Linked DNA regions of Mus musculus: region 1 is linked to region 2. Evidence: chromatin contacts called from ENCODE Hi-C data. All regions are on one chromosome and are shown on one strand. Each heading gives the region's core, a stretch centred on a gene start or an enhancer-like site at or near the end of the contact. The rest is flanking DNA. Distances are from core to core; before and after follow the strand shown.

Region 1 (3,082 bases), core at 19-2,518, 36 kb after region 2:
CGGCTTCAGTTATCTGGAAGCCAGGCACTATACCTCAAGATTTCAATGTTCAGAACTAAATTTTGGCTCTCATATAGAAACCAAGAAAGAGATGTACTTGGTTCTCATACAAGAATCCACTAAGCATGTGAACGTCTGTGTACAGAAGGAGACAGAGTCACTGTGTGCCTTCAGATAATCAAAAATCGGACCCATAGACCATGGACGGTATCAACCTCCCACTCTCTGCACTCACCCAGCCATTCAAATGGAGAATAAACTCAAATCACACAGAGCTGGAAAAAAAAGACACCATTTTAATTAACAGGAGCATGTAATCTGTTCTTCATATCTGATTACATGTGTTAAAATTACGCAGAAACTCCGGGCGTGGTGGTACATGCCTTTAATCCCAGCACTCGGGAAGCAGAGGCAGGAAGATTTCTGAGTTCGAGGCCAGCCTGGTCTACAAAGTAAGTTCCAGGACAGCCAGGGCTATACAGAGAAACCCTGTCTCAAAAATACAAAACAACAACAACAACAACAAAAACCAAACCAAAACAAAACAAAACAAAAAATTATGCAGAAACACTGTCAATATAACCCAAACCATCCATGTTCAGAGACAGACTTCACCAAGGACAGAACATGTCAGCAACAGCTTCTTTTCCCAACATGGCAGCAAATGTCTTTCCTCCATGGTGATAAACGTTAAAACCAACAAAACCTGTGAGGGATTATCTCATTGCATCAAATGATGTTTTTGGAAAACCTGTCTTCACTTTGTGCCAGACTACGCTCTCATGAGGGAATCCTGAGGTAGATAAAATGAGAAAGGAAACTAGGAAGACTCCATTACTCTCTTTCCTGAGTTGTCTTGGTGGCTCTGGATCCTGTGAGACCCCAGGTTCATGGGTGCCTTGGGGCTGAAATGAGGTTAGTCAGCCACAGTGTTCCTGAGAAGGACAAGGAGGCAGACGCATGGCACAGTCCTTCCCGATGGGCAGTGTGTTTCAGTCATTCACTGGCGTCTTTGGAAAACCCCTCATCTCTTTCATCCTTGTCCCCAGGAATCCTTTGGCTTCAGAGAACTCATTCCCCTGATGTCTTGGCCGAGTGACCCTTCACAGGCCAAGTGGAAATGTCTTCCTGGCCTTGAATCTTCCAGGCTTCTTTCATTCTCTGACCAAGTTAAAGTCCTTTTCTTTTTCCTGGAAATGTTTATGCTGCAGGGGAAACAAAGAAAGAGCTTTAGTTTCACTTTTGTTTCCTGCAAATATATCTTTCATTTTTTTCTCTCTGCTAGGGCTCATTGCTTCAGACTTTCCTGAAGGAGGGCAGACCCGTGCCGTTGGTGGTGGCTGTGCTGTGGGCTGCAGTGAGAAACAGACCCGGTATTTTCTACTTCTTGGATCTGGTGAGTGCGAAAAGCCTTTGCACCTGGTGTGACCTAGGTTTTGGCTTTGTGGGAAGAGGGCAGAGCTGGCTTGGATAGGCAGCAGGTCATGTCACCGGTCTATCACAGATAGGAGTCATGGGTCTGGAACTGCCTTTTGGTGCCAGTTGTTCTGTGAGAGTTCTGAGTAAGTTTGGACTGAGCAGAGTCTTTATGGGTGACTCTCATAGGAAACGTACCATGCTCACTGTAATGTGGCCGGATCTCACCACCAGAGAGTATGGCATAACCCTGCCAGCTTTGCTTTCTTTTCTTTCCTTTCCTTTCCTTCCCTTCCTTTCCTTTCCTTTCGTTCCCTTCCCTTCCCTTCCCTTCCCTTCCCTTCCCTTCCCTTCCCTTCCCTTCCCTTCCCTTCCCTTCCCTTCCCTTCCCTTCCCTTCTCTCTTTTCTTTTCTCTTTCTTTCTTTCTTTCTTTCTTTCTTTCTTTCTTTCTTTCTTTCTTTCTTTCTTTCTCTCCTTCCTTCCTTCCTTCCTTCCTTCCTTCCTTCCTTCCTTCCTTTCTTTCTCTCTCTTTCCTTCCTTCCTTCCTTCCTTCCTTCCTTCCTTCCTTCCTTCCTCCCTCCCCTCCCTTTTTAAAAAGTCTCATCTGTATTTACTTTTTTTTTTTTCTAGATAGGGTCCAGCTGTGGGCCTAGGGTAAATGTGGCTTTTATTTCCTCTCAGGAAAAGAAGTTAAAGGGTGGTTTTCTCAGTTACCCCAACCTAAGGAAAGGTGGGTGTGCACCGGAGGCTAGGGCTAGAATTGCTGGATCATTCTGACAGACTCCTCTGTGTCCACTTGCTGGCACTCGATGCAGGGAGGGTATGGGTGAGAGTCATTCCCCTGCAGTAGCAGCTCGGTTATCAACAGAGGCACAAGGTGGTATGTGCTGGTGTTCACAAAATGGAAGGCAGAGCACGTGCCCTGAGTGAAGAGCAGGACTGGGTGGCCGATCCACACCCAGTGTCTGCCTGGTACAAGGCCTGACTGCTGTGGCTCTTTTCCCAAGGGCCCAAGGGGCCCCAGAAACATCACTGCGTCCTATGGTCCCTTAAATGTCCATCTCAAACTTCACCGCCTGCCCGCTTATCTTCCGGGCTGCTGTGCAGGTGGTGGCTCTGGCTGGCTTGCATGGGAGGCTCACCGCTGGTAGGGCTAGTGACCCAGAAATGGCTGGCAGGTCCTTTGGGGGTGTTTTGGCAACAGGTGAGTTCTGACACTCCATCAGGAATTTCCAGTCATAGATGATTTGGGTTGTGTGTGTGCCGCTGGGGGTGGTGCTGTAGTGCCTGGGCGGGAGCTGCACGCCTCATCGAGGGCTACGTGGTGAGTGGGGGTTGCCCAGCTGGGAGTCTGGCTGCAGCTGCTGCCCGCTGATACGTCTCCTGCACACCGCCCACGACCCTCCAGCAATCCCGCCCAGCCCGTCTCGCCCTGTATTTACCTTTTAAACAGAATGTGATCGGGCACTATTATTTCCATTCACAATCCTTGCTGAGTTACAAGACCTAGGGAAACTTAGGGTTTTGTTCTGGGTACTTTGGAAAACAAGCCACTTGGGGAATTCCTCTGTCAAGTTGTTTTAACTTGTGTTTACTTCTAAGACTGGTACATGCAAAGCCATCTTAATGTGGTCTACTAAGGAATCCAGCTCAAAAGTTAAACAC
Region 2 (3,214 bases), core at 25-2,524:
GAGAGCTGTGGCACAGGACTGGCTGTGGTGTGGCCAACCAAAAACCGTATGTATGAACAAGCTATAAGGAAATATGCTCCTTTCTCAAGTTCCTAAAAAACAAAATAAAGTTTGAACAGAGGTATCCTGAGTGGGTGAATGAAGCTGCTCCCAGAAGCTAAAGAAGATTCAATGGGAATCCCAGACTGAAGTGGGGGCTACTTCCCCATGATTTGCTGTTTATGAAGACTCCTCAACCCCCCTTCCCCAAACAGTTAAGGTATCATGAGTGCTGGTTACATTGAAAAGGGGAACTGAGAAGTTTGAAGAGAGAGGCTTCTCACAGTTCCCTTCTAGAAGAGGAAATAGCAGTGGGTGTTCTGGATAGCATTTTATCCTCATGGGGATAAATAAAATAGCTCCAGTATAGCTGGGTGTGGTGGAGCATGCCTTTAATCTCAGCCCTAGGAAGCAGAGAAGCAGAGGTAGCTGGATCTCCTTGAGATTGAGGCCAGCCTGGTCTACAGGTTCTAGGTCAGTCAGAGGCACACTGTGTGATCCAGTCTCACCCAAAACCAAAACCAAAATAACAACAACAAAAAAGCTACAACAACAAGTATCCTACACCAAAGAGGTTCCCGTATTGACTGTGAGGAATCTGGTCACACAAGCTGCCCTCTTTCTCCAAGCTCAAGCTGGCATCAAAAGATCAACAGGCTTAGGATGTGCATGTGACAGGGAAGTTTGTTGCTGCCTTGCTGGTGGGTTGGGGCTGCTCTTTGGTGCAGAACACAGAGAAGAGCCTTTCTGTGAACAACCCCTGAGTGACATAAGCCATGACCGAAGGTCCTCTGCACTGCTACCAGGAGACTATCTTTGATACCACAAGTAAGCACTCGATTTCTGGTCCAGCTGCACTTAGAACCCTTCAGGTACCTGTTCCTGAGCCGTGATGCCAGTGGCCCTCCTGTGATGTCACCTCCTTCTTCTCTGGGAGCAAGGTCACTGGGGTAGCTCTCTTTGGAATCCTCTAAGCTGGGATGTTCAGGAAACAGATCGATGCACAGTGTTGGTGTCTTGGTGCTCTGGAGAGAAGAACAGATGGGAAGCAAAGGCAGATGTTTTCATATTTCCTTCCAGATCTTAGTTCCCACAGACTTTGCTCTTTGTTCTGCAGTTCCTAGATCTGAATCTTACCTGCCTTGTCCTTAAAGGGAGGGACTGCAATGAGGGTAAGATTTAGTTTCTATTTCCAGACCTCTGTTTCTGGTTTACAGAGTTGGCTGAAAAGGTTTCACATCCTTCCACAGAGAGGGAGGTGGAGCTCTACTTAATTAGCCAACTCCAGGGCTTCCTGTGTGCTCCACCCAATACTTTGGCAGCCTAGCCCCGTGTTAGCGCTCCCATGCACCACTCACCATTCTGCTTCCCTACCTCAAGACCCTCTTTTCAGATGATGTCATCTATTACTGAGTCAGTACTGACTTTCAGACCCAGTGAGCCCATGGTTCAGTGATTGCAGACGCTTGCTGTAGCCCTGTCCTTTGCTTATTCTGTTGACATTCTTTCTGTCCTCTCTCTCTCTCTTTCTCTCTCTGTCAGTCTCTCTCTCTCTCTCTGTGTCTCTCTGTCTCACTCCCTGTCTCCTTGTTTCTCTCTCTCTGTCTTTCTCTTTCTCTGTGTGTGTGTGTGTTTGTGTGTAGGTGGAAATGTATGTGTAGATGCTGTCATTTCTCTGACATCATGCTCCTTATTTGGGGACAGACACACTCACTGACTCACTTCACCGATTAGGCAAGGGTGGCTGACAGGTGAGCTTCAGGGTTCTGCCCCTCTCCTTGCTCAGTGCTGGAATTACAAACTCACTCCACTATGCCTGACTTTTACGTGGATTCTGGTGTCCAATCCATAACTTTCTCTTTGAAAGATGTTACTTACCACGTGATTATCTCCCTAGCCACTCGTAGAAAAATCCACGGAGATGGTGATCACTGTGATTAATGTGTTAAGTTCACTGTGCATGATTTTGTAAAAACTAAAATTATTTTTCACCTGTATAAGCTATGAAAACGTTGCTTCCACTTTCTACTTTGTCAGCTGGCCAGTGAGTCACAAGATGAGGCAAGCTAACTGCTGAGCTTCGTTGTTGTGTGAACTGCTTGCTTGAGTGGCTGAGGGCCCTGCTCGAGGTCTGTTACAGAATCAAAGCTTGCCCACACCCAGATAGGATTAGAGTTAATTTGATCCCCAAATAATAACTGTGGTTTTTCCCTCTATAATTCTTTGGCTAACAATTGCTGGAACATTACTTAGAGAATTCTGTTTGGTTTGGTCTTGGTCAGTCTTCTTCCTAATAAAACACTTCTAATTAATAAAAACAAAACTCCAGTCAGACTAGTGATTTGTCTGAACGATCACAGACCCATAGTAGCACATAGGAATATGCTGGTGCAAGGAATAGCTCTGGATTAGCCTCCTGTCCCTACAGTCTGTGCCTCTGTGGTTAGGAAGTCTGTGTCTGGTATGGCCAGGACTGGGGTTGGTGAGAGTGGCTTTCAATTTAATGCTACCTTGGAGTCATTTTAATAGAGAGTGGACTTCTGCGTGGGATCAGAGACTGGTACTTACAGTGAAAATGGAGAAAACACTTCTCATCCAAATGTGAGCAAGGGACAGGGAAGATGAGCCATGGAGCTCTCAGAGGTTCAGGGCAGCTCTGCAGTTCATAACCCTAACATCTACTGGCAGGATTTTACTAGAAAGGGGGTGGGTAGAGAAGAGTAGGATGGAAGTGTGTGTGTGTTTAAGAGAGAGAGAGAGACAGAGACAGAGATGTAGACAGAGAGACAGAAAGAGAGACAGAGACAGAGAGAGACAGAGAAAGTCAGAGATGCAGAGAGGGACAGAGAAACACACACACACTGAGGGATCATGTATGGACAAGAAGAACTAGAAGCACTGAAACTGACTAGTTTAACTAGAACCTTCCCACCAGAGTAAGCCATAAAAGCTGAGAGTCCCTCTCAGACTAATGAAGCTGAGCTGCAGAGAAGACTCAGCATCCAGACCAGCTTCCTGGAAGAAGCAGAAACCCAGTGAGCTGCCTGGAAGAGGGTTAGAGCAGAAGCACTTGTAAAGGATGCGCTCTGACCTGCTGAGCTGCTCCAGGGCCCCAGCTTTCCTGAGCTGTCACTCATGCAGGGGTGAGCCTCGGTAATGAAGCTGTCTTGAGTAT

The links. Hi-C counts contacts between places; a loop is a spot of excess contacts on that map.
Region 1: a map of T-helper 17 cell shows a loop between it and region 2 (4-fold over the local background). The contact joins the promoter of Ifi47 here to the promoter of 9930111J21Rik2 in region 2. A Hi-C loop is called at or near these places in 4 of 37 maps with a recorded cell type or tissue (T-helper 1 cell, T-helper 17 cell and regulatory T cell).

The regions. Positions count from the first base shown.
Region 1 is chr11:49,085,749-49,088,830 of GRCm38, forward strand. Ifi47 (interferon gamma inducible protein 47) reads left to right here and starts at 1,269. Exons shown (of 2, transcript NM_008330.2): 1 at 1,269-1,396. It also overlaps the pseudogene Gm12188.
Region 2 is chr11:49,049,968-49,053,181 of GRCm38, forward strand. 9930111J21Rik2 (RIKEN cDNA 9930111J21 gene 2) reads right to left here and starts at 1,275. Exons shown (of 3, transcript NM_173434.1): 1 at 1,181-1,275; 2 at 916-1,064.